Linked DNA regions of Homo sapiens: region 1 is linked to region 2. A link is an interaction called in ENCODE POLR2A ChIA-PET data of the cell type or tissue named here. Cell type or tissue: PC-3. All regions are shown on one strand.

The links. ChIA-PET counts read pairs that join two places held together with the same protein. Peaks named below come from ENCODE experiments on the same cell type or tissue, not always from the same donor. Only the 100,000 strongest peaks of a DNase experiment are listed, where the experiment ranks them.
Region 1: POLR2A ChIA-PET joins it to region 2 with 9 read pairs; 2 of 35 experiments call an interaction of 5 or more read pairs at or near these places.

The regions. Positions count from the first base shown.
Region 1 is chr5:8,272,966-8,276,965 of GRCh38, forward strand. No RefSeq gene overlaps it. Among named protein-coding and RNA genes, the nearest start is that of LINC02226, 180 kb to the right of the region's middle. In PC-3, no CTCF peak of the experiment used is centred here; no DNase peak of the experiment used is centred here.
Region 2 is chr5:8,382,958-8,386,957 of GRCh38, forward strand. The region is part of intron 3 of LINC02226 (long intergenic non-protein coding RNA 2226); the gene reads right to left. Among named protein-coding and RNA genes, the nearest start is that of LINC02226, 73 kb to the right of the region's middle. In PC-3, no CTCF peak of the experiment used is centred here; no DNase peak of the experiment used is centred here; H3K27ac peaks cover 1,057 bases.

The sequences.
Region 1 (4,000 bases), 110 kb before region 2:
GTCCCTTTAGGTGAAGAGCCAATGGCATCATATTCTAAGGATCACAACCACCTGGAATCTGGTTAGAAACTCCTGCAGGCAGGAGAGGATTAGGGACAAAGTGGTGTTTAAGAAAGCTCTCCCAGCACCATTTATTAAATAGGGAATCCTTTCCCCATTGCTTGTTTTTCTCAGGTTTGTCAAAGATCAGATAGTTGTAGATATGCGGTGTTATTTCTGAGGGCTCTGTTCTGTTCCATTGATCTATATCTCTGTTTTGGTACCAGTACCATGCTGTTTTGGTTACTGTAGCCTTGTAGTATAGTTTGAAGTCAGGTAGTGTGATGCCTCCAGCTTTGTTCTCTTGGCTTAGGGTTGCCTTGGCGATGCGGGCTCTTTTTTGGTTCCATATGAACTTTAAAGTAGTTTTTTCCAATTCTGTGAAGAAAGTCATTGGTAGCTTTATGGGGATGGCATTGAATCTGTAAATTACCTTGGGCAGTATGGCCATTTTCATGATATTGATTCTTCCTACCCATGAGCATGGAATGTTCTTCCATTTGTTTGTATCCTCTTTTATTTCCTTGAGCAGTGGTTTGTAGTTCTCCTTGAAGAGGTCCTTCCCATATGTAGAAAGCTGAAACTGGATCCCTTCCTTACACCTTATACAAAAATCAATTCAAGATAGAGTAAAGACTTAAATGTTAGACCTAAAACCATAAAAACCCTAGAAGAAAACCTAGGCATCACCATTCAGGACATAGGCATGGGCAAGGACTTCATGTCCAAAACACTAAAAGCAATGGCAACAAAAGCCAAAATTGACAAATGGGATCTAATTAAACTAAAGAGCTTCTGCACAGCAAAAGAAACTACCATCAGAGTGAACAGGCAACCTACAAAATGGGAGAAAATTTTCGCAACCTACTCATCTGACAAAGGGCTAATATCCAGAATCTACAATGAACTCAAACACATTTACAAGAAAAAAACAAACAACCCCATCAAAAAGTGGGTGAAGGACATGAACAGACACTTCTCAAAAGAAGACATTTATGCAGCCAAAAAACACATGAAAAAATGCTCACCATCACTGGCCATCAGAGAAATGCAAATAAAAACCACAATGAGATACCATCTCACACCAGTTAGAATGGCAATCATTAAAAAGTCAGGAAACAACAGGTGCTGGAGAGGATGTGGAGAAATAGGAACACTTTTACACTGTTGGTGGGAGTGTAAACTAGTTCAACCATTGTGGAAGTCAGTGTGGCGATTCCTCAGGGATCTAGAACTAGAAATACCATTTGACCCAGCCATCCCATTACTGGGTATATACCCAAAGGACTATAAATCATGCTGCTATAAAGTCACATGCACACGTATGTTTATTGCGGCATTATTCACAATAGCAAAGACTTGGAACCAACCCAAATGTCCAACAATGATAGACTGGATTAAGAAAATGTGGCACATATACACCATGAAATACTATGCAGCCATAAAAAATGATGAGTTCATGTCCTTTGTAGGGACATGGATGAAATTGGAAATCATCATTCTCAGTAAACTATCGCAAGAACAAAAAACCAAACACCGCATATTCTCACTCATAGGTGGGAATTGAACAATGAGATCACATGGACACAGGAAGGGGAATATCACACTCTGGGGACTGTGGTGGGGTGGGGGGAGGGGGGAGGGATAGCATTGGGAGATATACCTAATGCTAGATGACGAGTTAGTGGGTGCAGCACACCAGCAAGGCACATGTATACATATGTAACTAACCTGCACAATGTGCACATGTACCCTAAAACTTAAAGTATAATAAAAAAAATTAAAAAAAAAAAAAGAAAGCTCTCTGTGGCTGGGCGTGGTGGCTCACATGTGTAATCCCAACACTTTGGGAGGCCAAGGCAGGCGGATCACAGGGTCAGAAGTTTGAGACCAGCCTGACCAACATGCTGAAACCCCGTCTTTACTAAAAATACAAAAAAACTTACCCAGGCATGGTGGTACGTGCCTGTAATCCCAGCTACTCAGGAGGCTGAGGCAGGAGGATCGCTTGAACCCAGGAGGCGGAGGTTGCAGTGAGCAGAGATCGAGGCACTGCACTCCAGCCTGGGCAAGAGAGGGAGACTCCTTCTCAAAAAAAAGAGAAAGCTCTCCTCAACATCTTGCCACACAGACTGAGGGGGGATATGGCACTTATCAATTTCACGTGTCCGGGACACAGCTCTAGAGATGGTACCTGGAGAACCATCATCACCTTTCTACAATGCTCACATTTAAATAAAAAATTAGTCTCCATTCAGCCCAGATTCATGAATTGATAGCTTTATTACCTGGGAGGAAAAATATTTGCTGACATAAATGAATACAAAAGACAGCAGCAGTTTCAAGGAGAAACAGTGAAAACACACAGCAGGCTAGAATTTTACAAATCATTAGATTTGTTTACTCTATAAATATGCAATTCATTCAGAGTAATTAATCTGAAAGGGAACATTAGTTAAAATTTATTTGTGTTGTTCAGGTGCCTGAGCAATTTAAAATCATTTTCCAAGGAGAATGATACCTGAGATGATCAAATAAGTATATTCTGTGGATTATGGGCACCTATAACGTTGTGACTCAAAAGCTCAAGCAGACTTCCTGCTTCTTACTCTGTTTTTCTATTTCCCTGTCTCCCCTGCCCTAACTCTCTCCAGACGCTATAGATGAAGAAGAAATTTCTCTGCATGTCTCTGTGCCAGCATCAGGTGCACCTAAGGTGCAAACTGGGGTGTAGCAGTAAGCTGAGGAGTGGAGCAGTAAGCTAAGGAGTCTGACTCCAAGTGTCTGTCATTACTACTGCCACTGTGCTAATCAGAACCTGGAGTGAGGTCATGCCAACTCCATCCTCAGCCCATTATCTCCCAATCTCAACCCAAGCTCAACTCTTGATGACTGGTGTAAACCTTGTTGCTCACACAATTTCTCTATACCAAAGTGGTCAGGGGTGTTGCTTATTCAAGATTGGCAGATATGTGAACCACGATCTCATTTTCCACCTCTCCGCTCCATGTACCCCATGCTCCCAGCACACAATTTTTCATTAGTCCTTAAACAAGCAATGCTCTTGGCAGCTCTTTGCTTTGTACATGCTGTGCAGCTGCCCAGAGCATCCTTACCACATCTCCTTACAACACTCTAACAACTCCTAAAGACCCAGATGGAGTTCCAACCCTTCTGTGAAATTTTTTCCCAAATCCCTCCGTTTCATCATCTTCTATCCCTCATAGCCTCTGTAAAAGTCTCTATGAGACCATGGACCACTTTTACCGTGGTTTGCTTGCACTTCTATCTCTGCCAGATCACCTACCAACTCTACATGGGCTTGGAAAAGAGACGTAAGTGTTCCATATATTACCCAAATATGGTCTCCCCAGGATCACCCACAGCATATAATTTTTAGAATTTTTTTCTTCCACCACATCATATCATAATATATTAAGTGTCTCCCTATTTGACATTATTGTGGCTCCATAATTTTGTCACAGCTCTAGTTTACTTTTTGCCATGTTGTTTTAATGATATTTTTTCATGCCTCCTTAAGATTACAAAGAAGCCTTCATACGTTTTCTCTATGAAAAGTAAAATATTGAGAAAAGAATTGGAGAACAGGAGATTTATAATTTCAAAGTTGAGCCCCCAAAGCAAGTATGAAAAGGTATTCAAAATTTGAAAGAGGAAAGAAGGACTAGATTTATTTTTGTGTGTTAGCTCACGGTATTGATTTTTTTAACCAACGGTGGTTTTGGGTAAGACAGAAGCCACAGCTGAACTGATGAACTAAAGTCCTATTCAACTTTAGATATTTCTCTTCAATAATCTCATCCTTTTTCTCCTTTCTTTTTACTTTCACAAAGCAGGGGGCTATACTGGTTCAATATGAGAGTTCTCCAGAGAAACAGAATTGGTAGGAGGTACATATGTAGATAGATAGAGTTATCATGAGGAATTGGCTCATACGAAT
Region 2 (4,000 bases):
CAAACATTATTTGGCATAAATTACATGCAGCATTCTTTCATCTTAAGGCATTATTTCAAACCACATTCCCCTATGCCACACCTTTGACATGTAAGTTCCAGAAAATCAGGTGCTGGGTAACCTAGAATGCCTTATTCACTGTGACCTTGCTGGCTTCCAGAACAGAGTCAGGCACACAGTAGGTTCTTAAGCAGAGCACCTGGTACAATGTGTGGACCCTGGGACCCAACAGCCCAAGTTAGACTCCTGGCTTCCACACTTACAGGCTGTGTGGCCAAGAGCAGTTCATTGACATCTCTGTGTCTCCTTCTCCCCAGTGCCCAGTTCACAGGGTTGGGGGCCACTAAGTGAGTTTATCTGTGTGTTTGCTTGGGTGGTGCCTAGCACACAGAACACATTGCATAAGAATTTTCTATTATTATTTTACTGCTACTGTTTAGCATGCAGATGGTAAGTCCTATTCAAGTTTTGTCTAAAATCAACAAGCTCCCTGCTTCTATGAATAGTCAACACACATAAACCAGGAGGGGAAATGATATCTCTTTTACAGAGGCTCCTACTGCCTTACTGAAACACAAAGCAAAATACTCCTTTAAGTACTCAAAATCATAAGTTGATAGCATAAAAGACATTTGCCACTACATTTCCTGTGAATGGAAACCCAATTGTATTTAAAACAAGAGTGCAATCAATAGAGTCCTCTGGGTATCCTTTCTAAAAGCTCTTCCAGCCCCATAGCTTAAAATGTAACTTCAGCCAGACTGAAAATCATTCTGTTAAGGAGGCAATTCAAGGTTCTGAAGGGAAATTACTTGCCTTAGATTTATTGTATCTAAATTACAAAGCAACCACCCAGTTGGTAACATTGGCAGCCCTGCTCTGACAGTCACCAGGCAGGCATCCAGAGTCTAAATTACCCTCTCACCCCCAGCAGTGAAATTTATACTGCATCTGGTCCCATTAGCGTGGGTTGGGATGGTTGAGAAAAATCTATGCAAAGCACTTTTACACATCATTAATGTGAAAGAAAAAAGAGAACTGTGTACTCTATGGAATAAGAAAGTTAATTTGTCATTTTCGGAGTTGCTGTATTATACCAATTGTAAACTTGGAATGATGACATTCCAAGCTATTTGGTAGCTAGAGTTTTCTCCCGCTTTCTTCAGACATGATCTTGCCCGTTTCTACGGCTTCAGAGACAACCTGAGGCTCCTATTACTGATCCAAACCTTCTCAGGTTTCATAGAAGGATTTCCAGCTGACTCTTAGACCTACCACATGCAATTGGAACTCAGTGTATCCAAAATGGAGATCAACATCTCCCTTTGGACCAAATCTGTCCATGCATCTAAAATTCTGAATTCATTTGCTAGGATGAAATATTCAATCTGACTATCCTATCTTTCAGTTTCATCTGCTGTCTCTTCACCCACAACTGCAGGTCATTTCAATGTCTCCCCCTTTCCAGAACACCCCAAGACTTTCTAGAGCTGCATGCTTTGCATGTTCTGTGCTCTCTCTGCCAGGCAGCCATCTCCCCATCCCCCAAGAGCCAGCTCCCAGGCCTCTGATTTGGGTGGAGGGGGAACCTTTTCTCACCTCCCAGGCCAGCTCAGTGCTCCCAAAGTCCGTGTGCTCACGGAAGGTATTCTTCCTTCAATTAAGATACTGTATTGGGTCAATCGCAGGCTAAATGTCTGTCTTTTGTGTGATGTAAGCTTTTCTTTGCATGACTTGCTGAGTCGAATCGTCATCCATGACACCTTCATACTCTATGGACACACTAGGCTATTGATCAAGCCTTAATGAATGAACACATAAGGATTTCACAAGTGTAGAGTCATGCCTGGGAAGTCAATCTTTGCGCTCAGGGTTGAAATTTATCTTTCAATTTTCCTGGTTATCACCAAGGAACAGCAGAATAATCATGTTTAAAAATTCTATTGTGTATAGGTGTCCAGAGCAGACAGGTGACCCCTAACTTTCTATGCACCTCTCTTGCTGCCCACTCCACTGAAAGCTGCCCAAGAGGTGAGAAGCTGAAGTGAGGTGGGGTGGGGCAGGGATCTGAAAGGAAGGCGTGACAGGAGGAGAGCCCTAAATACAGCAGAGTGGTTCCCAGGCTTTATGACTAGAGAAGCTACTCAGGGAGAAGGCTGAGATGAACCTTTCAGGTGCAGCCCCAGAGACTGGGATTTGGGAGGTCTGCAGTGGGCCTGGAGACTGTCATCAACAAGAATTCCAGGTAAATCTAACTCAAAGATCTAGAATGATCCTTTGACCAACAATTAGGTGCTATTGATTTTAGTCCACATCACCAAAGATGCCAACAGTGAGGTCCATGATGAAGGAGCTTTGAGTCTTGGTGACTATTCCTTAACTTCCTAAAGCCTTTATGTAAAGTCTGTAAAGTGTTTAGCACAGTGCCTAGGCAAGGGAAGCACTTTTTGTGTCTTCATCATTGTTACCATGCTGGTGAGGAGGATGAGGATGCCGTAGCCAAGAGCCCTTCCTTCATCCTGGAAGCTCTTCTTTCCATGCATGAAAAGGCACCCCTAATAGGTCATAACCTTAAGTAGATGCAGTGGACCTTCTGCCTGGCTGCATCTTAGACTCATCTTGGGGCTGTAAAACATTATAAATGCCTGGATTCTGACTTCATGTGCAGAGACCCAAATTAATTGTTCCTGGTAGATGGTAGGAACAGGTGGTTTTTAAAAGCTCTTGAGATCTATGAAATATAAATATAATAGTTGAAAACTACTCATGTCTAAAGCATGAGAGGAAATTGAGAGAATTATAGGTGAGATTCAATTAATGATTAGATAATTCATTTGATTTTCCCCATTATCTAATTCAGTCCCACATACTAAGCCAGAAAATTTAGGAGACTGAAACTGTTATACCAAACATTTAGGGGGAGATGTGAAGACATATCATATAGGCTCAACTCTGGCCAGCTACAGGGCCTCTGGTTAGCTGACAGCCTCCAGCTGTTAACTCCTTCAGCCTCCTAACTGGGTCATATATTCTTGGGGGTGGCCCTCAGCCTGAGGTGGTGATAGTTGCCAGGGAATGTGCTTCTTATAGATGCCCACAGCCAGTAGCTGGGAAAAATAGTTGGTTTAGCTCCCAGCCATATTTTGTTCAACTCTTCCAGCAGAAACACCTTGCATAAAGTTCCACACTGGCCTGGGAGAACCTTTTGACAGATCTGTGTCACATTCTGATGGCTCCCTCTGCCCAATTCTGCTTCTTCCTTACTTTTCCTTCCACAGGTATTACTCCTCCAAAATTTCTTGTGCTTCTAGCTCCATCCCTGTCTTCCTCCTGGAGAACCCAACCTATAATGGGGACATCTGGATGAGCAGACCCACTGAAACACAGAAGAAATCTAACGCACTTACAAATCAGAAAAAGCCAGTGGGGTAAGGGAGGGAAGATACTAGAACTCAAACTAGTGGGTGACAGGCCGTGGAGATACATCTTCTCTTTTTATTCACGTTGACAGTTCTGCAGAATAGATATTGTGAATTCTACTTGGTAGATACTAAACCTGGGAACTCCAGAGGTCTAGAAATGTACTGTGTCATGTAACTTATAATAGGTGAGTAAGAATATGATCACAGGCATGTCCAGAACTAAAGCTTATATTTTGCCCTCTACACTACATTGTTTCTAGATCCTCCATTTCATAACAGTTTTATCCTTGTCTGAACTCCCACTGCATTAACCATAATCTGAAGAGTTCCCTTTGAACAAATTTGCATCATCCTTAAAGACTTCCTATGGCCAGATATAAACACACCCTGGACTATAATTGTAAATGCTTTAAAGTTAAGGACTACCTTTTATGTTTCTTGTGTAGCCTGAGCTTAACCTAGTAAACAATGTGCCCTCTGTCCATGCTTATTAACCACATGAATAATACATACATAATACGGATGGTCTTGTTCAGAGAATTGGATGATGTCAATGGTGTGTAAACATGCAGAATACA